Linked DNA regions of Mus musculus: regions 2 and 3 are each linked to region 1. A link is a loop called in an ENCODE intact Hi-C map of the cell type or tissue named here. Cell type or tissue: heart. All regions are shown on one strand. Each heading gives the region's core, and the rest is flanking DNA. Links, peaks and the distances in the headings are about the cores only. Region 1 overlaps Man1a2 (mannosidase, alpha, class 1A, member 2). Region 2 has its middle 55 kb from the start of Gm25802. Region 3 holds the start of Man1a2 (mannosidase, alpha, class 1A, member 2).

Region 1 (8,424 bases), core at 359-8,358:
TTTAAAAATTCTATTAACAAAATCAAACATGACACTGGCAGTCGTTTGTACCTGACTTTAATCGCCTTTGGTATTCAAAGAGGAAAAAGCATTGTTACAAGCTCTAGTTCTTATCAGGAGGGTGAGGACAGTCAAGTGACAGTCTTAAGATCTTTGTGTGAACATGTCCTGCTCACACCTGGGCCTTCTCTCTACTGCTCTAGGATCACGTGGACAATGCAGAGCACTGGGTAGGTGGGGGGACTCTTGTCTCCTTGGAGCATTCCCAGGGAACCAAGATGGCGCCTTTACTGCATGAGTGTAACAGAGGTTCCCCTGCTTGCTGCACTGGTCTTTGGCACCTTCAGCTCCTCACTTTCCTTTGACTTGGGAGTGGGCTTGTGCTGTATGAGGAAGGCTCACTTTCTTTTTCTCTGAGAACCAAAACCTCATCTTTTTTTCTAAAGTAATAGCCATCTACCATTCTCATTTACAGTTTAAAAATTTCAAGTAGGAAAAGATACAGTTTTGACATGTGCTAGAGCTCACTCTCTCCATGTTGTCTTTTATCAATACTGAACAAGTTTGAGGTGGCAAGTTTTTGGAGTACTGGCTCAATCTGAGGATCAGATAATGGTTTTCACTGGAAGATGCTCAGTCAACTTATAACATGTCCAATTATATTTTTTCCACAGTTTAAATCTGCTAGTAATAAGCTAGTACGGGGCTAAAAAGAAAAGCTACCAACCAAGGAAATAAGTTTTCAGAAATCCACAGTAGAATTCATAAGCAAAGTGTTTCATAAAATATTATAGCGTTCTCAAATTTATTGTCATCAATAGATGATGTATGTATGAAATAAAAGAGAGAAAGTGTCTTGAATTATCACAGAAATTCAAGGGACAGAAAATTTATAGCATTACTATTTATCTTATATTATAATAAGAACTATAGTTCTTGATAAAAATTTACCCTTTTTTCTGCCAAAATATAGAGCAGTATCAACAACAAAAATAACCAGTGCAGGTCTGTAAGTCCCTTAGGTTCATGCCAATTTTAGTGAGTATGATTCTTTACGTCACACATTTGCCACTGAAAATTATTCCGAAGCTATTCTAGTAATTCTTTGGATGGATAATATCTTGGAGAAACTTAAAAACATAGACTCTTTGTGAACAGATCACACGTGTGAGGTAATGAGTGAAGGACCTGACCCTACTCAAGGGACATTGCTATGTTTTGCCTTTGCTTTAGTAAGTTGTAAAAGCGATTAGGTTTGTTCTAGCAAATACAGAGCTGCATAACAGTAGAGTCAATTTTGCCGAACCACATGGAGTTGTAAGGTGAATGACTCTATTAAGTGTGTTATGAGATTAAAGCAGAAAATGTTTGCTTGATATAGTTGCTGATTCAGAAGAATAATTAAGGATTTCTCTAAAACAGATTTCAAGGCAACAATCTGGCACCTTCCCTCCTTCCATCATGCTCCCAATGCTAGCGTGAGCTACATGCACACTCCCACACTCCGGCTCATAAGCAGCAGTTATGATAAATACCAGGTTCAGCATATTATATGGAGACAACGACTTGAAAAATATTCTTCATGAGATCATGCCCCTCAGAGAAAAACTCAATCTAAACAGATTTCAATGCCTAGGTTGGGAATGAAATGGTTGCCAGTCTGGTAAAAATCCAATGAGGAGCTGGAAAATTCAGACAGGGCCAGTATCTGTTTGTTTCTTTCCCAAGTCTTCTTGCTACAATGTAGTTACATGTTCCTCGGTTCCTGCTCATTCGGTTTGTTCCATTGTTAAAATGGAGGAAAGGGGCTACACAATGTGTTATATTTGATTTGAGAGCTGCTCCACTGTGGGAGAAAACAAATGTATAACTGGTTCAAAAAGCCATCTCTAGCTCCTGTAAGGTGCTCTATGGTCTTGACTTGCACTGACAGTATAGAATAAGACATTGTTTCTCATGTGGCCATCTCAGTAAGAATCAAAACACATCAGGTCTCTGTCCTACATGTACCAGAACTTGTTTTGGTCAGGTATAAAATGGAATAATTTCAAAGTTGATATATGTACAAGTGAAAAGTCTTGCAGGGAAGAGTTTCATCCGGCATACTGACATAAGAGTCCCAGTTTCCCACAGCCGCCTCTCCTCTGCAGACAGTCTCTGTAGTGGTCCATGTAAACAAAACACAGGTAAGAATGGTCCTTCTGGGGCTGTGCTCATCGGACAGCAGGATTACCTGAAAGAGTGCTGTTGGCTAAGCGCAACACCGGCAGAGGGTGCGCCTCTGTGTTAAACACCCAGTGGTCTAAAGGTAGAAGGTCATCGCCAGAGAACAGCAGGTACAAGTATCTGAAAAGAAAAGGACAAAACACGAGTCAATGCCGCAGGAAACCAAGTGGGCTCACTGGGGACTGCAGAGAAAACCAGTAATTGATTCTGAGCAGTTCCGATGAAGATGCAGAGCTAGACCTGATGAATAAATTTCTTAAAAAAATTCACATACCTGTGCAAAGCCTATGAAACAGTGAAGGCTGTAAGAACAGCAGAAGACACATCACTTCGTAATTTACAGACATTGTTTAAAAAAAGTACACATACTATCATTCATAGTTTTTGATAACTGATTGATAATAGAATATTATATAAAATTAGTTTATGAGTAAAATTTTAAATTAGAGAGAAGTTAAATGTAAACAGATTGCCATAGTCAAGGGGTGAGCAATCATTTTTCCTTTACTCATTTCAAAATTATCTAGTAGACCATCAGAAGGAGAGGGATAAACAAACTGTGCATCCCCAATAGAATACGAAATAGCACCACCAGAAAGGAAGGAACTGCTGACAACTGTATACGGACCACTCTGCTAAAATACCAAACCATATGATTCAAACGAATCAGTTTTTTTTTTTTTTTTTTTTTTTTTTGCATGTGAATCTTTATTTTTTTTTTTTTTTTTCGAATCAGTTTTTAAAGCAGGCAATGCGACAGCAAGCAGAGCAGTTTGGGTATGGATATAAGTGACTGCAAACGAAGGTGGAACTGTATCCTCTGCACTCGGTGTCGCGTACCAATGGGCTGGGTTTGGAGGAGTACACAGTCAGAGCTTCCCTCAGCATGTGAGCATTACAGAGTGCTAATATGAACTAAGATGGTCAGCAGGTGGCAGAATATGTGGGACCCCTGAGGAATATGTGGTCCACCACTGGCCAAAACATCACTGCCCAGAACACCACGACGACGACGACATTAACCAGGGTAGTAATTATCCAGTCTAACAAATCTGACAAAACAGCAACGAAGCACTCACCTAATATACTGCAATAGAGACTGACAAAAATAGGAAGTCAAAAAATTTGTTGTTGCTGCTTAGTACAATTTGTGTCATAGCTCCCTCTACTGAAGCACAAGAGAATGGCAAGGCATTTTAAAGTACATGGTTTTAAAAGTGAACAAATGATTATAATTGCTTAAAATTAAAATTCAGTGTGTGCCAGTAACTAACCCTTGGATTGCACTGTGACAGGTGCTAGAAGGGCTGAAGACGGAAACTCATGGTTCCAGTACTCTGATAGAGGCTCAAGGAGACTAAGTGACATGGATAGAGCAGGTAGGCAGTGGTTGCTACCTGACATCATGGTGTGACAGCGGCTGTCACAGTTTCTTGAGTCTTAATCGCTTCCACAAAATGTTTTCCATAGCAGGGGCATCAGTTCTCTAAGACAGGCAGTGACAAGATGCGCCTGTGAACTTGCTACCACTGTGTACTCTAGAACCCATTAGTAAGAAGCCCTGTTGAATCCTTTGAGACAGTGCTGATGCATGCTCCAGCTTGAGACCCACTGCTGTAAGTGTCCTGCGTGTGTAACTTCTAAGCAGAGTTCTATTGTTTCAATGGTCCTTCTTCAGCTCATTTGAACCCTCAACTCCACTGAAAACAGCCCACAGCTCTGATCCCTCAAGTTTTCACAGCTGACCCTGGCTCTAGTTTTATCAGTTCCTCTCCCAACGAATAGTCACAGTTAGCACTAAATGACTTTGAATCTAGCCCCAAGCCACAGCCAGGGAAAGATGTGGGCTACAGTCTTCTTAACCTCACTTCTACTTTTAAAGACCTTATAAAAATGACTGCTGTTCTTTCCAGCTTTTGGCTATTAGAAATAAGGATGCTATGAACATAGTGGAGCATGTGTTCTTATTACCAGTTAGAACATCTTTTGGATATATGCCCAGGAGAGTTATTGCTGGATCCTCCGGTATTACTATGTCCAATTTTCTGAGGAACCGCCAGACTGATTTCCAGAGTGCTTGTACAAGCTTGCAATCCCACCAACAATGGAGGAGTGTTCCTCTTTCTCCACATCCTCGCCAGCATCGGCTGTCACCTGAATTTTTGATCTTAGCCATTCTGACTGTTGTGAGGTGGAATCTCAGGGTTGTTTTGGTTTGCATTTTCCTGGTGATTAAGGATGTTGAACATTTTTTTCAGGTGCTTCTCAGCCATTCGGTATTCCTCAGTTGAGAATTCTTTGTTTAGCTCTGTGCCCCATTTTTAAATGGGGATATTTGCTTTTCTGGAGTCCAGCTTCTTGAGTTCTTTGTATATATTGGATATTAGTCCCCTATTGGATTTAGGATTGGTAAAAATCCTTTCCCAATCTGTTGGTGGCCTTTTTGTCTTATTGACTGTGTCTTTTCCCTTACAGAAGCTTTGCAATTTTATGAGGTCCCATTTGTCAATTCTAGATCTTACAGCACAAGCCATTGCAGTTCTGTTCAGGAATTTTTCCCCTGTACCCATATCTTCAAGGCTTTCCCCCACTTTCTCCTCTATAAGTTTCAGAGTCTCTAGTTTTATGTGGAGTTCCTTGATTCACTTAGACTTGAGCTTTGTACAAGGAGATAAGAATGGATCAATTCACATTCTTCTACATGATAACCGCCAGTTAAGCCAGCACCATTTGTTAAAAATTCTGTTTTTTTCCCACTGGATGGTTTTAGCTCCTTTGTCAAAGATCAAGTGACCATAACTATGTGGATTCATTTCTGGGTCTTCAATTCTATTTCATTGATCTACCTGTCTGTCGCTGTACCAGCACCATGCAGTTTTTATCGGAATGGATACAGAAAATGTGGTACATTTACACAATGGAGTACTACTCAGCTATTAAAAATAATGAATTTATGAGATTATTAGGCAAATGGATGGACCTGGAGGGTCTCATCCTGAGTGAGGTAACTCAATTACAAAAGAACTCACATGATATGCACTCACTGATAAGTGGATATTAGCCCAGAAAGTTAGATTACCCAAGATATAATTTGCAAACCACATGAAACTAAAGAAGAAGGAAGACCAAAGTGTGGATACTTCGTCCCTCCTTAGAATGGGGAACAAAATACCCATGGAAGGAGTTACAGAGACAAAGTTTGGAGCTGAGACAAAAGTATGGACCATCCAGAGACTACCCCACCCAGGGATCCATCCCATAATCAGCCACCAAACACAGACACTATTGCATATGCCAGCAAGATTTTGCTGAAAGGACCCTGATATAGCTGTCTCTTTTGAGGCTATGCCAGTGCCTGGCAAATACAGAAGTGGATGCTCACAGTCATCTATTGGATGGAACACAGGGCCCCCAATGGAGGAGCTAGAGAAAGTACCCAAGGAGCTGAAGGGGTCTGCAACCCTGTAGGTGGAACAACAATATGAACTAACCAGTACCCCCAGAGCTCGTGTCTCTAGCTGCAAATGTAGCAGAAGATGGCCTAGTCGGCCATCATTGGGAAGAGAGGCCCCTTGGTCTTGCAAACTTCATATGCCCAGTACAGGGAAACGCCAGGGCCAAGAAGTGGGAGTGGGTGGGTAGGGGAGCAGGGCAGGGGGAGGGTATAGGGGACTTTCGGGATAGCATTTGAAATGTAAATGAAGAAAATATCTAAAAAAATTTAAAAAAAAAAAAGACTGCTGCTGTTGTCACCTGTCCCCATGGGAGTCAAGGGATTCAACTCTTCATCTGGCATATATTAAATATTAAAACTTGTATATATAAACCTCAGTTTATAAAGATAAAACAATAAACAATACACACACACACACACACACACACACGCACACACCCCTGAATCTATTCCAGGGAGTTTATATTCTACTTTGGTAATGTTTAAGAAAATTATGTTATGCTGGGTAGTGGTGACACACTCAGGAGACAGAGGTAGGCAGATCGTCGTGACTTTGAGGCGACCTGGACTGCCTAGGCTACAAAGGGAGTTCCAGGACAGCCAAAGCTGTTATATGGAGAAACTCTGTCTTCAAAAACCAAACCCAACCAAATAAAAATGCTGTTAAAAGACAGAAGAGAAAAAGAACGGTTATGGAACAACTTAAAACTTGACATCAAACAGTCAAAAATGTCTTAAAAGTGTAATTGGAAATAATAAAATCATATAACTAAAACTTATTTAAGTGATCCTAGATGCAAACATTGAACTCCTACTTCACATATAACACACTTCTGCATTAGGAAGTGATGTTGCAAAGAAGACAAAGCAGGGGTAGAAAGCAAATGATGGGGAATACAGATGATACCCATGGCATGGAAACAGCAACTATTAAGTTAGGGAGAATGCAGAGAACTTTTGGATGTAAACTCTTACAGGATTATTCCCCAAGGTACTTACTGATACATACTGACATATGCAAACAGCCAACACAGGTCAAGCACTTAACAGCAAGCGCTTGCTGGATAGAGTGTATGAACAGTGTATCTTTCTTCTACTTTGATGATTTAGATCTAAAGACAAACCTAGAGAGCAAAGCTAATTCAAGAGCAAGGAAGTAGAAGCAATGAGTTTATTTTAAAATACTTGAGATTCAAATAATGTAAGACTGACTTTCAGACATGGAGACTTACAGACACAATTGCTGCCCCAGAGACTTTATTATCAGGAGTAGCAGACACAATGCAGCAAATTCACTCAGATTTTTTTGCTGTCTTGCTTCCTTTAATAATAAATTTAATAAGAAGACCGTTTCCCACTAACTCCTGATTTCCCTTAGCTCCTAGATGCCTGGTGCATATGAACTGAGAAAATCTGGCTGTGAGGTAACCTCCACATGCCTGCTCTTTCTATCAGATTCCAACACATGGCAAATGAGCTCAGTCTGTGAGAGCTGTGCAGGGAGAGTTGTAGGGCTAAAGGCAGGTAGAAAACACTTCCATGGTTTTTAAGAAGAATTAGTTGATGCTAGGAGGTAATACAAAGGCCTGAAATTGTAGAATTCAAAGAAGATAAATTCGTGAACAATGTGTGGGCTGGTGCTGGAGAGCTGCTCCCGGCAGTGTAGGCTCCTAGATTTGTTCAGCTTGTGAGACTTTTTATCAGCTACCATTTTACTAAAACACACAGACAGACAATTCCTAGAGCTAGGAATGTAAAGCTCTGTCTTGCAATTTGAGGAACCCAGCAGGGTGACATTACTACCTGCTTACGTATGAGCACTCCAGACTTTAACCTTAAAGAACTTCTCTCAGGCCTAAGTAATCAAGCTGGGTGAACTATCCTCTTAATCTCACAGCACACACATATACACAGATCTCATAGTATCAAACACTCCCAAGCTAATGCACAGGCCAATGCTTAAACATAAGGTGCTGAAAGGCTAGCCTGAAGCAGAGGGGAGGGTGGTATTTACTTGGGCTTTGCTACTGAGTAAGGACATGGTTATTTTATCTTGGTGAGGCTTTTCATTTCTTGTGAGCTACTGAATTTCCTCAGAAGGAAGTCTCTCAGTCATCTCTCACTTTCAGCAGTGGCTGCTCCCTCAGCCAGAGTCCACAGCCTTGTTGCTGAAGCTCCTTTCATAAGATCTCTTTTCACTTAGAACACAGATGAGGCAGGATAGAAGCAAGAGTCCACCATTCCATGGAAACGCCCTTCCCCCATCCTCAAACTCCACCTTTCAAAGGTGCAGAGCATTGTAGCAGATTGCCAGCTTGTTCAAATCAACCCAGGTACTTTTGGCTTTCTCTGTCCGGTTATGTCAGTTACATATGTGCTGACAGAAGTGCCCTCGTCCTCTGTTACTCGACTAGTTAGTGTTCTGTAGTCACTTTAATGGCTTTCAAGAAAGCATAAGTAAATATACTGTGTCTAGTCTGCCAAATTGAACGGGAACGTTTCCGTTAGGTGAGGCAATTCCAAGGGACTATACAGATATTTTTTTTACTCTTCATACTCAGGCTTTGAATATTTATCCTTTGAACTTTCTCTTCAAAATATTTATTAAAATCAATTCCTTTTTCTGAAAAACCAATTTCTTCTTAAACTCCTATCACAATCTCCATAATTATCCACCCTGGAAACATTACCACTATCTGTTCTTTTACCTTCTTACTGAATCTCCCTGCACTGAACCACTCAAT
Region 2 (8,424 bases), core at 283-8,282, 210 kb before region 1:
ACGTGGATACAAGAATATGCCTGGCACCATTAGTCAACAGAGAATTGCAAACTATACCACAGTGACATGTTACACTGGTGAAGATGGCTATTATTAGAAAGATAACATGCTGGTATGTGGAGAAAAGGAAAGCCTTGTATATGTTGTAATTAGTACAGCTGCTATGAGATCTTCAAAGACTTAAAAAACATAGAGCTTTTGCATAATTTATTAATCTAATGTGTGGGCATATATTCAAAATAAAGAGATCAGCACTTCAGGAAGACATTCATTGCAGCATTATTCAGATTAGTCAAGATATGGTAACAGCCTATGCTTCGTGTTTGTTGGTAGGTAAATCAATTAAAATATTGCAAATACATACAGACACATACATGGATATACAAATGCACCAAACGCAGACAGAATGACATAAGCATCATTCAGCTTGAATGAGAAAGAAGTCTTACCACTTGTGGTAAAATGGATGAACCAGGCCATTGTGTTAAATGAAATAAATTGGGTACAAGAAGACAGATACCACATCACTTCATTTCTGTGTGGAATCTTAGAGATGTCCTATAATCTAGCAATCTAATTTGTAGGTATATATTCATAAGAAAGAGATCAGTATTCCTAGAGGACATCTCCCCACTCATGTTCATTGCAACATTATTTAGACTAGTCAAGATATGTATCAACTTATGCTATGTGTTATTCAGATTAGTCACAATATGATATCAATTTATGCTACGTGTTTGTGGGTGGGTAACACCACCCACTCAGGAGCATGGAAGAGAGTGTTGCTTATTGGGACCTGGGATTGAGAAATTGAGATGTTATTGAAAAATCATAGGCTTTTTTATGTAAGATGTGCAAGTTCTGGTAGCTATGGTTAACAGTATAGTGCTGTATATAAGTCTGCTGTGTCATATATATATATATATGACATAGAGTGACATAGGTCAGGCCAGTCCCAAACTGTTAATCCTCCAGCATCGTCCTCTGGAATACTGGGATTTGGGGTGTGTACCTTCATTCCTGGCTTACTTCTCTAATTTCCAGCATTGTTTTGAAGACAGAACGAGGTTATTTAAGAGGAAGCACTGTACAATACAAAAGTTTAGACAGTTGTTATTGTTTTGTCTTCCTAAGCTTCTTTCTCCTCTCTGAGCCTGAAAACTCCCCTGCACCATAAGTGAAGGCCCAGAGGTTCTTAGGTACACATTCACCTTGTTTTCCTAGCACCCTTTTTATAAGTCTGGACAGGCTCCTTGTCTCTGGCCAAGAGCTGGGCCAGACTCGGTTTGCTTAACACAGGCCCTGGAACACAGTATATAACACAACAAATATTTTCTGCTGAATGGACCTAAGGGCTATAGATGAGGAACATGATGCCTGAAACAGTGGAATGGATAAGTCAGACATCTCTTTCCCAACTAAGTTTTAATCTTTCCTTTCCTGTTGTTCTGATAAGATATACTGACAAAAGCAACAAACAAGAAAGGGTTTATTTTAGCTCATGATTCCAGGTGACTGCTCATGCTGGATAAGTCAAGGCATCAGGAGCTTGAAGTAGCCATTACTTCAAAACTCAAAATAAAGGATCACTGACTGCATGCATGCTGGTGTTTATCTGGCATTCTCTACTTTACAGTCTAGGATTCACTGCCTAAGGAATGGTACCACCCACAGTGGGCAGGTTTTTTGTCACCTCAGTTAATAAAGTCAAGATAGTCAAGACATGTCCTGAAGTTCATTTCCCAGGTGATTCTAACTTCTGTTAAGTTGACAGTTAATTCACACTATTACAGATAGATGCTGTTAGCACCCATTATCCTTCTCCTAACACATTAAAAACCATGGTAACAACAATAGCAATGATATTTAGGTTTTTTGTTGTGTCAAAAAAATGCCTGAAAAAAGTCAATTTGTAACAAGGAAACTTATTTTGGCTCATAGCTTCAGCCTATAGTTGTCTGACTCAGTTGTGTTTGTGTCTGTGTGTAAGTAGCATATCATGACAGAAGCATTTGATGGCAAAGTTTGTTTGCTTTATGGTGGACAAGGGACAGGTATAGGGGAGGAAAGGAAAAAGGAAGAGCAAATAGCATGCTGGGATCTCCACTTACCCTTTAAGAGTATGTCCCCAGTGACCCAGCTTTTTCCTCATCTCCTAAGTTCCTGCCACCTTCCCATGGCTCTAAGCCTTCAACACATGAATTTGAGGACACATTTAAGAAACAATGACAAGACATAAATTGTTCTGAAAACTCTCAGTGAGTCAGGACTCTTTTCTCTGAAAACTTCTTTCTTGGAAGTGACCGGGGAAGTTGAAGTTGAAGTTCTTTTTGTCTTTCAAGTCACCAATTCATGCTCCAGCAAAAGTAATTGTGGTGGTTTCTTGACTCTTTGCAGGACCACTGAGTGGACTGTGCCCCAGACTGGGCTATGCAGGCAGCCATTATCCCGAGAAGTAAGGAAAAATGGGAGCTAGAGAAAGGATTGGATATTCTGAGTCTTGCTGCTTGGCCTCTGGATTTGGAGTGAGGTAGGGTGGAGAGAGAGCCACTCCCCAGTTTGCTGAACCCAGATGGTGGGTCCGTGAGAAACACTTAATTGCCCACAGAGAGGACATATAACTTTGGCAGAAGATGCAAGCTAATCAGAAGCAGCCCCCAACCTCCTCCCTTCTCCCTGCTGTAAATTCAGCTTGATGGGTACAAGAAGAAATTCTAGCACTCCCCAGAGTGCCTAGAATCACCAGCCAGGATGCCAGCCTCAATTATGAGTTATTCAGAAGCAACCCAGAATTTTTAATTTGGAAGATAAGAAGGTCCAGCCTTGCATGGCCAGGCCCCTCCAGGAACTGTTACCTAGATAAGCTTTCTTTACTTCCAGCCAGAAACCATTCTTCCTTCATGTTAATAGCCTTTATGTAGGGGATGTCAAAAAGAAACAAATAACAGGGAGAGGAAGGTGGGAAAAAGGTTCAGTTGGTTACATGCTCACCCTGTGGGCATAAGGACCTGAGTTCAGATTCCCAGAACCCAGATAAAAAGCCAGGAATGGTGACACACTTCTGTAACCCTGGCACTGAGGAAATGAAGACAGACAGACAGATCCCTAGAGATGCCTTAGTCACCCTGCCTGCCAATCCATGTACTTCCCATTCAGTAAAATATCCTGTCTTGGTAAATAAGGAGATAAGGGGGACAGCTATAAAGAGCTTGATTTCTGGCCTTCACATACATATATGCACAGACGCGCGCATGTGCACACACACACACACACACACACACACACACACACACACACACACACACATACTACATGGAAAAAAAAAAGAAAAAACAAGAGTGGCTAGAGACAACCCAGCCTTGGAGACATAAACGAATTAAAGTACCAGTGAAATAATTTAGGTCTCATTGTTCCACTGAGCATCACTGTCATATAATACATATGTGACCTCAGGAAAAACAAACACTATGAGTCTCAGTATTGCCTCCCTGACAGTATGCTACACATGAACATATGAAATGTCAGGAGCTCCCTCAAGGATGGATAAATGGTAGACCTTTTCTCTCCCAAGCTGATGGGGCCACTGAGACCAAATATTAGAATCCGTGTTTTAGCCCTTCTCTCTCTCAAGCTATTGTTCCATGGAGAGGTTTTCCTCGAGCTTGTTCACTCCTTAGCTGCTGTGGTTTGTATCAATTCTATTAGTCTTGCTAGCCCTATGTTTTTTACTGTATCCTCCTTAAGATCTATTCTTCACTAACTGCTGGCACAAACTAATAGCCTGAAATTGTCGTTAATACAAAACATATAACAGAAAGACAACATGACCACTCATAACACGGTGATGTGTGAAGATTAGCCAGGATGGTTGCTAGCAAGGACATTGACGCCATGGTAGATTTTGCAGTGCCAGGTGAGCTTCTGAAACACTTGACATGTAAACTTTCAGCTCTAACAAAGAACCATATTTGAATACACTGTTCTATGAGATGCAACAGCTGACAGGTGTTTTTAGAACCCACTGCCCTTGAGACTCAATAATGATTTTACTCTTCTAGCAGCTATAGGTAGAAAGAAATGAATTTAGAGGCCTCTCCCTCCAATCTCTCATAGCATTCTGGCTTCCCAATACCAAAAGCTAACAATTTGCATCCACTCTGTTAGCATCTCTTAACCATGTTTACTCAAAAGTGAGATAGGTCTTTGAAGGCTGGACCAGTAGGAATGGGGTGAGAAGGAAATACCCCATTTTTTTTCTCTTTGGCTAAGCCACTAGCTTCCATGTTTCTTTTATGTTAAAATGTCCCCACCCTTGCAAGTGGGACATGAAATGTCCCAGCACACTCAGGTGAGACCTACTGGACCTTCTGTAACAATGGTGAGAGCTTGGCTGTGGTGGGGACTGCATCAGAGTCAATCCGATGTTGGAGTCCAGGGAGTGAGATTCTAGTCCAGTCCCAGCTTCACAGGCTGTGGGCTATGGGAGGCATCCCTGTCCGCCATCAGGGGTCCACTAGTTCCTTAACTGGAACAACCAGGGAGGGGGAAGAGAGGAGCCTGAGCATTCTAAGAAAGTGTGAAAAATGTACACAGCCACTAGGTGTCAGCATGCAGAAAGACAGCAGGCTCTCAGGACACAAAGGGCTTGCAAGTATTTTGGCTTCCGGTATGTTCAGGTTCAGCCCTAGAAGAAAGCTGCCAGTTTCCCCGGTCCCCACGCAGTTACTGAACATCAGCGTTTGACAGCCCTTTGAAGCTCTACTCCAAACGGTCCCTTGGGGAGCTTTCCCTGATGACACCCTCTCCCATATTTCTCAGACACGTTTGGTCAGTCAGCACTTTCTCTGCTCTCCCCATCCGAATCTTGACCATGACAATCAAGACTTCCAGAGAATGGGCACCCCCTCTCGGTCTCCCTGTAAGGTTCTTTTAAGCAGAGACAAGCTTCCTTCATCTCAGTTTTTTGATTTTCAACCCAGGACTGCCTGTACTTGCTACTTAAGCTAAGTGAATGGAGGAGCTTAGAATCAGGGCGGTATGGGGGGGTCTAAACAGTTTTAGAAAGCAGTAACTTGGTTATTATGTCAATTTATCTTTTTATCCCCGAAAAGCTGAACACCTACAAAAGACAGCATTTCTAAGGGTATGAGTAGTGTTCCCATCATTGGGCAAGTTTGGGCTCAGAAGGCACCCAGGAGACATTTGACCCCTTTGAATGAAACTGAATTAAAGTAATAGACCTTGAAAATAAATAGCATTTTAGAAACTGGTAAGAAGTGGCCTTTCTGGATTGTCCACCAGAGAGACCCTTGGAAAGCAGGTTGCTGGCCTGAGAATTGTGTCTATCCCGAGGGGCTCCAGAGTTAAGTTAATGTGGTCTCTGGGTCTGTCTGGATTCCCACACCTCCCCCTTAACATACAGCCACGCATAGCCTGGAAGAGCAGTAAGTCGTGGGCACACTAAAGAATCTCTGACGATGTCATTGTATTCAGTGGGACCAACAGCAGGAAGATGCCTTCCTCCAGCATAGTGGTTCTCAATTTGTAGACTGTGACCCCTTTTGGGGGTCAAATGACTCTTTCACAGAGGCCACCTAAGACCATTGGAAAACACAGATATTTACATTCTGACTCATAACAATAGCAAAATTATAGCTATGAAGTAGAGACAAAAATAATTTCGTGGTTGGGAGTCACCACACATGAGGAACTAACTGTACTAAAGGGTCACAGCATTAGGAAGGCTGAGAGCCACTGTTAGCACTTCTGAAAGACAGCTCACGCAGCTCCCTGGCATGTCTTTCCCTCACTATAAACAGATTCTCAGGTGTCTCAATGTTCTCAAAAGCTTCCCCACTCAACACAGCTGCTCCTTAAACCTCCACCGTCCTTCACTGTCAAGCCCCTCCACCCGCAGAGAGCCATCTACGTCTTGCCCGTACATTCTTCTCTGCCCCTCCATTCTCTGCAATGTGGCTCAGGGCTCAAATAGTCCTTCAACTGGATCAAACAGACTGGATCAAACTGGTCCTCCTGACTGGATCAAACAGACTCTCACAGCCCCACAGACGCTATCAGCTTCTTGCTTGAAACTTTGTCTTGATTTTTCATGACAGCCCCACTGGTATGATTGATTCTTCCTTCTTCAGCAGGTTCCTCTTGGCACCTTTTTTGGTTGGCTCTTGTGGAAGGCCTCCATCTCCTCATCTTTCCTCATCTGCTGTCCCTGCATCGTCTACTCTTCTGTCCAGTTCTATCCTTCATGTTCTCATTATGAGCCCTGGGTCCTTCCACTTGTCTCCTATATCCGAGTAAACCCCTCGAAGGACCCAAGTCCATTCCTGTCCTCCCACCCTGCTCTGGATTGTCTCTCATCTTTTTATGTCTCTGCCATGCATCACCACTATGTGCCTTTGATCTAAATGTTAAAGGTTCATCACACATGGTGCCACGGATCTGGAATATAAGCTACGTCATTTCATCCCTCCAATTTGAAATCTTTTATGGTATCCACTGCCTAAGAGTACATCCAAGCTCATTACCAAGGATCATACTCAAGGCTCTCTTTCAACAGGGCTCAACATCGCCTGGTCCTCACTTTGTTTCTCCAGCAGATATTCCTGCATTCCTTAATCCAAAGTCAGTTTTAGGAAAAGTCTTAAATTAAGGGCTGTGAATATGGCTCAATCAGTGTTATGTTAACAAGCCACACAAGGTCTCCATACACATGAGCACATATGCCCATACCTGTATACACATGCACCTACACACACATAAACATGTGCACACAGGTATATGTATTTGAGTGTACACCCATGAGTGGCTCTTTTAGACAGTGAGGGGGACAGGGAAGCTCATCTGATTCATCCATTCCTGTGATCTGTCCAAGGAGGTCTTCCTCTGTTTGTGGTATAAGCACACACAGACACACAGACACACAGACACACAGACACACACATACACACACACACAAACACACACACCACTTTAAAGTTCTACTCATACATTCTCTTTCTCCTGAAAACAGCCACATTTTTTTAACCTGATAACTCCATGCATACTTCTAAACTAAGTTCCTTCCACCAGGGAGCTTTCTCTGTCCCTTTCTGATCTGGCCAGGTGTCTCTCAGAAGTTGTAAATAGCTACCTGTGCATGCTCTCACCTTGGCAGTAATGTAGCTGTGTTGAAACTACATACTTACACTACATCCTCATACACTAAATTTTGTGGATTCAGGAAAGGGGTCTTCTAAAAGGTTTGTCTTGCTGCATAGATTATTGAGCTCAGAAGCGGGTAAGTGTTTAAGAATGCTGTAGAGAGCCCACACCTCCAGCAGCACTGCTGTGATTTCCTACTGAATTAGCACAGTGCTATATGGGATTTTATTTTTGAAAACCACTACTCTTTGGAATACTACATGATACTCCCAGCATCGCTATCCCTTGTGTTCATAACTTGTGAAATAATACAGCCACTGCCTCCCAAAATGCTTCCCCTTTGGGTACCACTAATGCATTCTTTGATGTTGGAAGTGAAGGCCAGGGCTTTGCTAACTCATTTAACACAATTCCAGTGAAAGAGGCCAGCCCCTATCTTTTTAGCAGAAAGGAAGGTTCAGCAAGCTACTTAACACGCCCCACCCCTAGCCATGCCCAGTGTCTAAACTTCAGACCTACCCTTTATAGGTAACTAAGAAAATATCTTTGTCCATTTTCTAGTCTGGGACTAAAATGTATGTCTGGAACATCTCCTCCTCTCTCCCTCCAGAATCACAAGATAATGTTCTGCTCCTATGTCTATCAACCTCAAAGTCACTGCTGCTTTCCAAAAAGCTGCCCCCAGAGGTGATGCTCTGACATCCGCATAGCTCTGCTCCCCCTTCTAAGTTTTCTACATGGGGGCGAGAGCTGGTGGCCAACAGAGAAACTCTGGAGGTCAACATTCTCATTTCCCTAGTGAGAAACATACAAGCTAAAATAACCTGTCTAATGTGAGTGATATTAGCAACATTTACTGTGTGCTTACTGTATGCACTCTCTATGCATTTCTATAGCTAATCTTGGCAACAGCTCTATGGAGGTGCATTAATATTTTACTCCAAGTTCAGTGGATTCAAAGTGAAAGATGTTACGTGCTTAATAACTCTTTGGAATATTCATGATAGGATGAACTTGGTTGTCCAAAGTCACACATCTGCTGAGAGCAAACAAGGATTCCATCTACAGAACCTGACTCCAGATCTGGGTGACATCAGAGCTGTGTGACATTGGGTCTGTGTGACGTCATGGCTGCGTGACGTCAGAGATGTGTGATGTAATCACTAAGTCCTGTCACTCTACAAGCTTTCTTACCTTTCAGTTGCCTAGAAATATATTTCTGATAGCTTGAGATGGTTATGTGCTTTAGCCATTCATTAAATATAT
Region 3 (8,424 bases), core at 336-8,335, 120 kb after region 1:
GCCTAGAGATGCAAACTTAACCACTGGCAGGCTGAGCATTGATTTATTGTGTTACTTGACACCTTAAGTGAGTGGCATAAAATGGAGAGCGCACGCCTGTCAAGAGGGAGCCAGATTCCGACTGAGTGTTAGCCATCGGAAAATAGACACTTGAGTGTTGCTCCAGTCGCAAATTTTTTTAAGAAAAGCCAGAAATCTAGACTGTCACATGAATCTCCCACGTTGTGCATGCCAGGAACTAATTCAAGCTTCTGTAACTAGGGGATAGGCAGGAATTGTAAATCCACATCTGCCCTGTCTACTCTCTGCACCTGGCCACACAACCACACTGTCTACCTCGTCAGTCACGGGAACATTTCCTGTACCCGTAAGAACGCCAGGTTTTTCCCACTAGGGCTCTCCTGTGCAGCCTGCTTGACCATGCCTCCTCCCATCACTGCTTCATCTAGCTTTCTTTTTCTCACCGTTTCAGAGCCCCTTCCCCCTCAATGAAACCTTCCTATTCTCATTTCTCTCCCCCTCCACTCCAAATGCTGGACAGTCACTCCCTACAAACTCTGGTTGCTCTGAGTACAACTTTCTAACAACCAAAACCAAAATCATTGAATCCCTGAATCATTAGCCCATCCACACAGGAGGCTCTACATGAGCAGTCTGAACAGTAGATTATTTGTTGTTAACTAATAACAGTTATAAAATAATGTCATTATAAAATGTTCCTTTTGATAGAAACATTCTGGTGTACTCTTTAAAATATTTATCAAACTGTACCTAGATTTTCAGAAACATAAAACACTTAAAGCAAAGTCAGAATTCAAACATTCCAATTATAAGTGATAATAACCTAAGTCTCCCTGACAACTGGCTGAAGTTGTGAACTATATCAAGGACTCGCACGTATTATCTCATTCAGTACAGCCCATAAAGTAGATGTCGCTGTCATACAGAGGAAACAATTTGAGCTGATTAAAAACTGGCTCAAAAAACAAAACAAAACAAAAAACTCACAAATTTTAGTCAGTGTAAAATGACTAACAACTGAACTAAAACACCAAGGTACTACACTAACTATGCATTCAGAAAGAAACATTATCCCAACGAGTATCTCTTAAACACTAGTAACAAGAATTAATGCCCTCCATTTGCAAGGCTCCCCAACCCTGTCCCTAGCATGCACACAACACACACACACATAACACAATTTTTACCTTCTAAGATACTACACACAAAATAAGTATGATCTTAGTTACAAATAATTCTATAAGACTATCTTTCTGAATTACTTTTAATCAAGATCATATTTGCACATTAGTTTCTGTCATTTTAAACGTATTCCTTGCTCAAAGTAAAATTATTCCAAGCAGACTGTTTTCAGGTGAGAGGAAGCAACAACAAAGTGTAAACAAAGAGCAGCACAAACTGTTCCTGCCACAGCCAGCGTTAGCACTGCCTCCTTCACTGCTTCAACTCCCCACACAGGAGTTGATTCTCTGAGCTGGTAGGCAAGCAAATCCAACAGCACAGTGTCCTTTCCGTCACCCTGACTCTTCCTATCCCAAGCTGAAAATGCAGCTCAATAACCACCCCTTGGCCATTACAACTCTGTTCCCACTGCCAAACTCAGGAACCAGGGGTTCTGAGTAACAATAAATACACACATATTCCTGGGCTCTAATATATGTATATTCCTGGGCTATAAAGTTTAAGAACTGTTACTTATGAGACTTAAACGATTCTTTTGAATTTGTGCAGTACAATGAACATAAACACACTTTCATTTGAATGTATTTTAACTTCAACTAGTTGAGAACTTTTCTTAACTCTCTTAATATCAATTTTAAAGTAAAAATTTGCAAACTTCTACCCATATAAAATATAAAGGAAGCCACTTATCAGTACACGACAGCAGATCATAATAGCTAAATGACATTAATACATCACTGCTGTCAAAAAGCTCTGAACATTTTTTTCCCAAATGTTCATTGCATCATATATACATACCATGGGAAATAAGGTCCAGAAAAACAACGTTTCTTTTTCAGCAAATATTTCCCAGACCAAGTAAGGTTTTTCACAGTTACAAAGCAAGGGAAGTTTTAAAGAAAAACCTCTTAAAGTATGTAAGTTGAAAATATCAAATATCCCAAAGTATAGAAAAATGGTATGAAACTGTATTATTAGAAGTACTCCAATAAGGCCAAAAGTCAATGAACTAGCAAGCAAGTAATTATTAACTTCACAGACAAAGTGAGAACGCCCTCATTACAATAGTGTATTGTCCCAAATATTTAACTTAGGCTCACATTTGAACCTAGGCTTTTTCAAAATCCTCACACTAGGTTAAAACCACTACCCATTTTCTACAGGGGTTCTACCATTCGGGTGAAGTCTCATACATACTTCTCTTTCACACATTCAAGAATTAGCTTATGAGAGGAGAGAGGTGTTTGGAAAAAGCGAATTGTCTCCAAAGTCTCCTTTTAGGTAAAGATCTAGAAATGACTTAAAGGCTGGAAGCAGAGCTTCCATTTCATTTCATCTTGATTATACCCTGCCAAGGGCTCAATTCAGAATAACTGGCCAAATTATGGTTAGGGATATACACACCCCACCTTTTAACATTTAAAAAAAAAAAAAAAAATCAGAGCACAAGCCAGAGATTGGGACTTGGTGGCTGAGCAAAGTCTAGCAAGCTGTCAAGATTCAGTGACTTCACATGGTGGCAGAAAGGCAGAAACACGTTCTCAATACGCGCATGCTGACTCCCTGTATCTCCGCTCCCTGCTGTCCACAGCAGAAGAGTCTGACTGAACACTTCGTTCTGCCGGGAAAAACCAAGGAACCCTAGGAGTCCTTCCAGTCTATGTATGGTTCTACCCAGGCAGCTCTGAACCAACAACGTTCAACACCCTGATCATTCACAGGGGCAGGAGGGGGAGGGGGGAGAGACAAGAAAGCAGTGAACTGTACCTTGCTCTCCCAAAAGGAAGTACCATAATTTAAGTAACAAACGAACCTGTGTCTGTGTTCGTCGGGTCCATGGATCAGGAAGACGCCGGGGTTTTTAGCTCCTTTGCCGGCATCTACGTGAGGAATTAACACATCTTCTAAGCCCAGATCAAAGCGTTTGTGTTTTGAAGAGTCTGGAAGGAAGAAGAATGCCCCAAAACACAGGGTGATGAAGGCACTAAGGATGAGGAGAAGGATAAACTTCTCGGAGAGTCTCAAGGTAGCCCTGTGATGTGGGAAGGAGGGCGGCCCCAGGTTCAAAGGTGGTATCCTACGACCAGAGAGGGGCAGCAGCGCTGGGGTAGTCATCGTTTAGGCTCTTGGACGGAATACTTTATAAAGTTCTCATCTTATATCAAACGTACAACACATCGAACCGTTTCTCAAAACCTCGGCCAAAAAAAAAAAAAGAATAAACTCAATTTCCCTCCTCTCAAAGGATTGTTGTGCTTTTTTATTATTATTATTATTTACGAGGCCACCTCTTTCACGCTCTCCGATTACATCCAGAAGCCCGGGTGACCTCCCAAGCGATCGTTGGTTTCTGTCCCGTCAGATCTTCTCGCCATTTGGCTCTCGGTGCCTCACCGGATGATCGCGAGTCTCCTCTTCATTCCCGAGAGTGGATCGGGCGAGCCACACCGCAGAGAAGCTGCAAGGTGGGTTCTGCCATGCCCGCGCCCCGGCGCGATGCTCAGAGGCGGCTGCCCGCCCCGGGAGGCGCCCGGCGAAGACGACGAGTTGCAGTAGGTCGGTTCCACTCGGTCCCCTCCGGAGCCTCCTCCGCTCCACCGCTCCGCAGCCTCCGCGGCTTCCAAGCAGCGGCGCCGGGCGTAGCAGCGACGACCCTCAGCCGAGGCCGCGAGGGCGACGGCGTCCCGAACACTACAGCGCCCGCGCCGCCGCGCGCTCTGTCAGGAGCGGAACTTCCTCCTCAGCCGAGCGGCCGCCCCCACCCGGCTCCTCCTCCTTCTTCTCTTCCTCCTCCTCCTCCTCCTCCTCCTCCTCCTCAGCTAGCCCCGCCGCCCGCTTCTCGGCCGAGCCCAGCCGCGGCGGCCGAGCCCCTGCGCCTCGGTGGCGGCGTGCGAGGTAGCCGGGCCGCGGCCCTCAGACCGACAGCCCGGGGCCGGCGCCGGCTCATTCCTCGCACCGCCTGGGAGAGGCGGGCGGGAGGGAGGGCGGCCGGTCGCGCGCGAGCGAGCAGCCGCGCCTCCCGCGGCCGCAGGGCGGCTCCGGCAGGGCCCGGCCTCGGGTGGCTCGCACGCTCGCGCTGACTGCGGCGCGGGTCCGCGGCCCTGGGCTGGTCCCTGGCCTGTGGAGGCCGGAGGAGAACAGAGCGGCTGCGCGGCCGACACCGGTTGGGCCGAGCGGCTCGGCCGTGGGGGGCGCGGGCCCGGCTAGCCGCCCCGACTCGCGAGTGGGCGTCCCCGGGCGGCGGAGTGTGAGGTGCGCGCGCACGCTCCCGGCCGCCGCGCCCCTCCCCCGCCCGCCGGGCCGCTCGGGCCTGGCCGCTGCCGAGAGCCCGGAGCCCCCGGAAGCCCCGGCGGCCGGACGAGGAGGACCAGGCGCTTGGATCGCGAAAGTGGCGCTGGAATGTGGGGTTCCTGGGACTGACGGGTTACGGGGGCCAAGGCTGATGCCTCCCTCAGTTATCAGTGACTCGGGGCCGGGGTTCAACATCAAGGTCTCAAACTTCCACGCGTTCTTGGGCACGCGAGGCTGGTTGAAGAAGGAGGTGGCACCGGCCACGTGCCGGATTCGTGTTAAAATGGCAGCCCTGCGCTTTCTACTGGGTTCCTTTCTGAGGAATCGGACGACCTAGGTCAGACAGGAGATTCCTGGTGGTTCAGTCCCAAGACTATATATACACTCTATAGTCATCTTCACCACCACCACTACCATTCCCCCCGCAAAGATAACAAAGATGAATGAATGAGCAGGTGTTAAAACCCAAAAGGACAATATTGTTGAAGTTGAGGCTTGAAACAATCTGAGTCAATTCTGTTATCTGTAATATTGAGAAGAACCAGGTTGTGATAAAGTATAATATAGGCTTCTTAGCAATGCATATGTATTCTTGCATCTAGTTTGCATTTAGCTTTTTTTTTTTTTCTTAAATTTACCTTCTGTTCCTTGCACACATCCTAACTGGTAGCTGGCAATTGGAGAGGAGGCCCATAAATGGCAGGGGTGGGAAGTCAGCCTTAGAAATCAAGGAAAACTTCATGTCCCTTGGCAGGATTCAGAACTACATTCCACTAGGCATTTCTAGAAGCTCTGCAAACCCTACCTTCCTACCACAGGACAAAAGAAGTCATTGGTTTACAAAATAAAGCCAGCACAAGATGTAAACGTGTTCCCAAGGGCCACCGCTGGATCCAAAGTGAATGAGATTTGAGTGAGACACGTGAATGGATGTTAGAAACTGCGGAGTTCATACAGTGTGACTGTCTCATAGATCTCTAATGTTGAGAGCCCAACCAAAAGGAACACTGTGCTCCGACGGTTGAGGTCACTCATTTCCACGAGAAGATGGAAATAAAACACCAACCTCTGAACGAGACAGCAAGTTGTATAAACCTTGAGAAGTTATTATTACCTAGCTAACACTACAGTTAGCTGCAAGAAAAATTTACCAAAACCAAACATTCTACAAATGTGACATTGGAAGTTCCAGACTTATAGCTGATGAAGAGTCTTCTGTATGCCTTGTCCTCTTTCTTGTCCTTGCCTATTTTTCTCTGAGAGATTAAAGTGTTAATTTTACAGATTTTTGTAGATACTCAAATACAGCCAACTATTTTGTCACACTCCTACACTAGCCTCCAAACCATTACCAATTCTTGCTCCCTCCCCCTTTTGCCTCCTCCCCTCTCTACCTCTCCAACTCTCCCTCTGTCTTCTTCCCCTGACTCCCCTTTCCATTTTCTTTCACTTCTAAAAAGAAGGTGTTAAAAGAATGTTTTTTAAAAAACAAGCTGCAAATGTATTCATTATGGTTACAAGTATATAAGAATATGCATATAAATACAGTAAAGGGAAATATTTAGAAAAGATTATAACTCTTAAGACATTGGTATTATATATAATTTTCCCCATGTGTTCTGTTTGCATTGCATTTATAATTAATTAAATTAAAAATTTATAAAGAATGGTACTTGAGAAAGTGAAGGTCAAATTTCAGGAGGTGGATCCAGTCAGACCAGGTTGAACACAGACTGATCCCTCCATGTGAGGGCAATCCACAGAAAGCAGAGAAGGTGAACTGGGGTGGGGGTAGGGGGTAAGTATTCAACAAAGAGGAATTTCATTTCAGATGCCTAAAGAGAATATTTCATTTTCAAAGCTTAGTTAGGCTTTGATCAAAGATGTAGACAAGGTTCCAAAGTGGCAGATAAAACAGTAATTTCCCTTTTACAAATCTATTTAAGTTAATTCATATTTTACGAGATCAGAATTATTAAATGTTAACAAAATAAAATGTATCCTTCCAGGTTTCAAACTGATAGGACCATTCCCGGGATCCACTCAAGCACTGCAATATCAGAGCTCCTCGTGTGTATTAACTTCATATTGACTCTTCGTTGTTTACAGAACAAAACAAAACAGTTTTGACCTTGATCCAGGCTTCCTAGATGAAGTATCATCACCTAGCCCGATTTTAAGCAAAACTCAGGGATGGGGAGAAGCAGGGGGTAATGCAAAAAGACAAGCTGGGTTCTTATTTACTTACAGAACCTGTTCCTTCAGCATTTCAACTGGTTTCCAAGGTTTCCAAGAAAGATGTCAGCTGAGAAGTTACCAGGTGTTCCGAGAGTGAATGCCTAGAGAAATAACTAGGCTCCCGCCTTGCTCCTTCCACTCCTATTTGCATCTAGAAAGCATTTTCCTCGAAGATCAGGGATAATTTGTAGTTCGAAGCTATGAAATTTTTAGGTTAGTTGCATGAAAGTTAGCAAGCCCAAATAAGCCTAGGTAGATACTCTGGGCCTAAGGATGTACAGCTTGCTTGCTTCCTTATAGAAGATGAATTTGTTGAACTACTACTGGGGGATAAATCTACCAGTGACCTTGCAGTTGTGTAGAAGAATATATGTGTGTGTGTATATATAACACACATATGCAGGCAAACATCCACACACAAAATAATAGTTAAAAAAAAAAAACTCATTAGCTCAATGGGAAATCACAAGTTTCCCACTTAGGTGATGTATAAATGCAGACATGCCTAACCTTCCTCTGGCTAACTATCCTTTCCCTGATCTTAGTCTATGCATCTCGGTTAGGCTGCCTGGAGAGAAGTCAAGATGAAAGCACTGGACTTGGAAGTCAGCACATGCCCCGACTTGAGTGCTCAGATCTGCCAGCGAGTTAGGGTGCCCAAAAAATTGCATAGGAATTCATGTCCGTGTCACTATCCAGCAAGGCACTCGGCGACCTTGGCCCAGGCAGGCTCAGATATAGTTCACACACTCAACAGACCTTGATTCCTACCTTGTAATGCTGGTTCTGCAAGCACACAAAACCCAAGCATTTGTTTGCACTGAGAAGTCAAAGCCTGAATGTACTGATGTACAGTAGACATCAGAGCCAAAGTTTCTGTTTCTGCAAGCAGACCCCACAAGGCAATGTCCAAAGCTCATGGAAGACCCTAAGAAGTCATGGGTACTTGCAATATGGAATGAGAATCTGCTAGGATAGTGGTTTTTAGCATTCCTAATGCTACAACCCTTTACTATAGTTCCTCATGTTGCAGTGACCCCCAACCATAAAATTACTTCTATTGCTACTTCACAACTGTAATATTGCTTCTGTTATGAATCATAATGTAAATTTCTGGAATGCAGGATATCTGACACATGACACCCCCCCCCCCCCCGTGGGTCACAATGCACAGGCTGAGAACCATTGTGCTAAGAGACTCTGCAGGCCGTAGGCAGAATCTGAGGATGGGGCCACAAAGCCCCTCAGAGATTCTGATCTCACCAGAGCTTACCATGGATGCTGGAAATGGAGCGGTTAAGATTTGGTCTTAGCCCTTCTGGGTTTCTTGATGTCTTGCTATCCTTCCTTTTTGGAACGATAATGTTTATATTGTGCCTCTCTATACCTTGGAATGCTGCAGCTCATATTGATTTCTATAAAGGCTCATGGCTGAGTGTACTGGCTGGTTTTATGTGGTGTCAACTTGACACAAGCTGGAGTTATCACAGAGAAGGGAGTTTCAGTTGAGGAAATGCCCCCATGAGATCCAGCTGTAAGGCATTTTCTCAATTAGTGATCAAGTGAGGAGGACCCATTGTGGCTGGTGCCATCCCTGGGTGCCATCCCATCTTGGGTTCTATAAGAAAGCAAGCTGAGCAAACCAGGGGAGGCAAGCCAGTAAAGAACATCCCTTCATGGCCTCTGCATCAG

The links. A loop is a pair of places that touch in the nucleus more often than their neighbours do. Peaks named below come from ENCODE experiments on the same cell type or tissue, not always from the same donor. Only the 100,000 strongest peaks of a DNase experiment are listed, where the experiment ranks them.
Region 2: a loop joins it to region 1, with 6 times the contacts of the local background. A loop is called at or near these places in 24 of 42 quality-filtered maps.
Region 3: a loop joins it to region 1, with 2.2 times the contacts of the local background. A loop is called at or near these places in 10 of 42 quality-filtered maps.

The regions. Positions count from the first base shown.
Region 1 is chr3:100,565,397-100,573,820 of GRCm38, forward strand. Man1a2 (mannosidase, alpha, class 1A, member 2) reads right to left here. Exons shown (of 13, transcript NM_010763.2): 13 at 1-2,346. The coding sequence ends at 2,214. Among named protein-coding and RNA genes, the nearest start is that of Gm40106, 28 kb to the left of the region's middle. In heart, for the core only: a CTCF peak has its summit at 3,401 (motif pointing left); no DNase peak of the experiment used is centred there.
Region 2 is chr3:100,354,568-100,362,991 of GRCm38, forward strand. No RefSeq gene overlaps it. Among named protein-coding and RNA genes, the nearest start is that of Gm25802, 55 kb to the left of the region's middle. In heart, for the core only: a CTCF peak has its summit at 4,600 (motif pointing right); no DNase peak of the experiment used is centred there; H3K4me3 peaks cover 359 bases; H3K27ac peaks cover 402 bases.
Region 3 is chr3:100,681,545-100,689,968 of GRCm38, forward strand. It overlaps Man1a2 (mannosidase, alpha, class 1A, member 2), which reads right to left and starts at 3,929. Exons shown (of 13, transcript NM_010763.2): 1 at 3,017-3,929. The coding sequence starts at 3,318. In heart, for the core only: no CTCF peak of the experiment used is centred there; DNase peaks (open chromatin) are centred at 3,957 and 4,457; H3K4me3 peaks cover 4,782 bases; H3K27ac peaks cover 3,320 bases.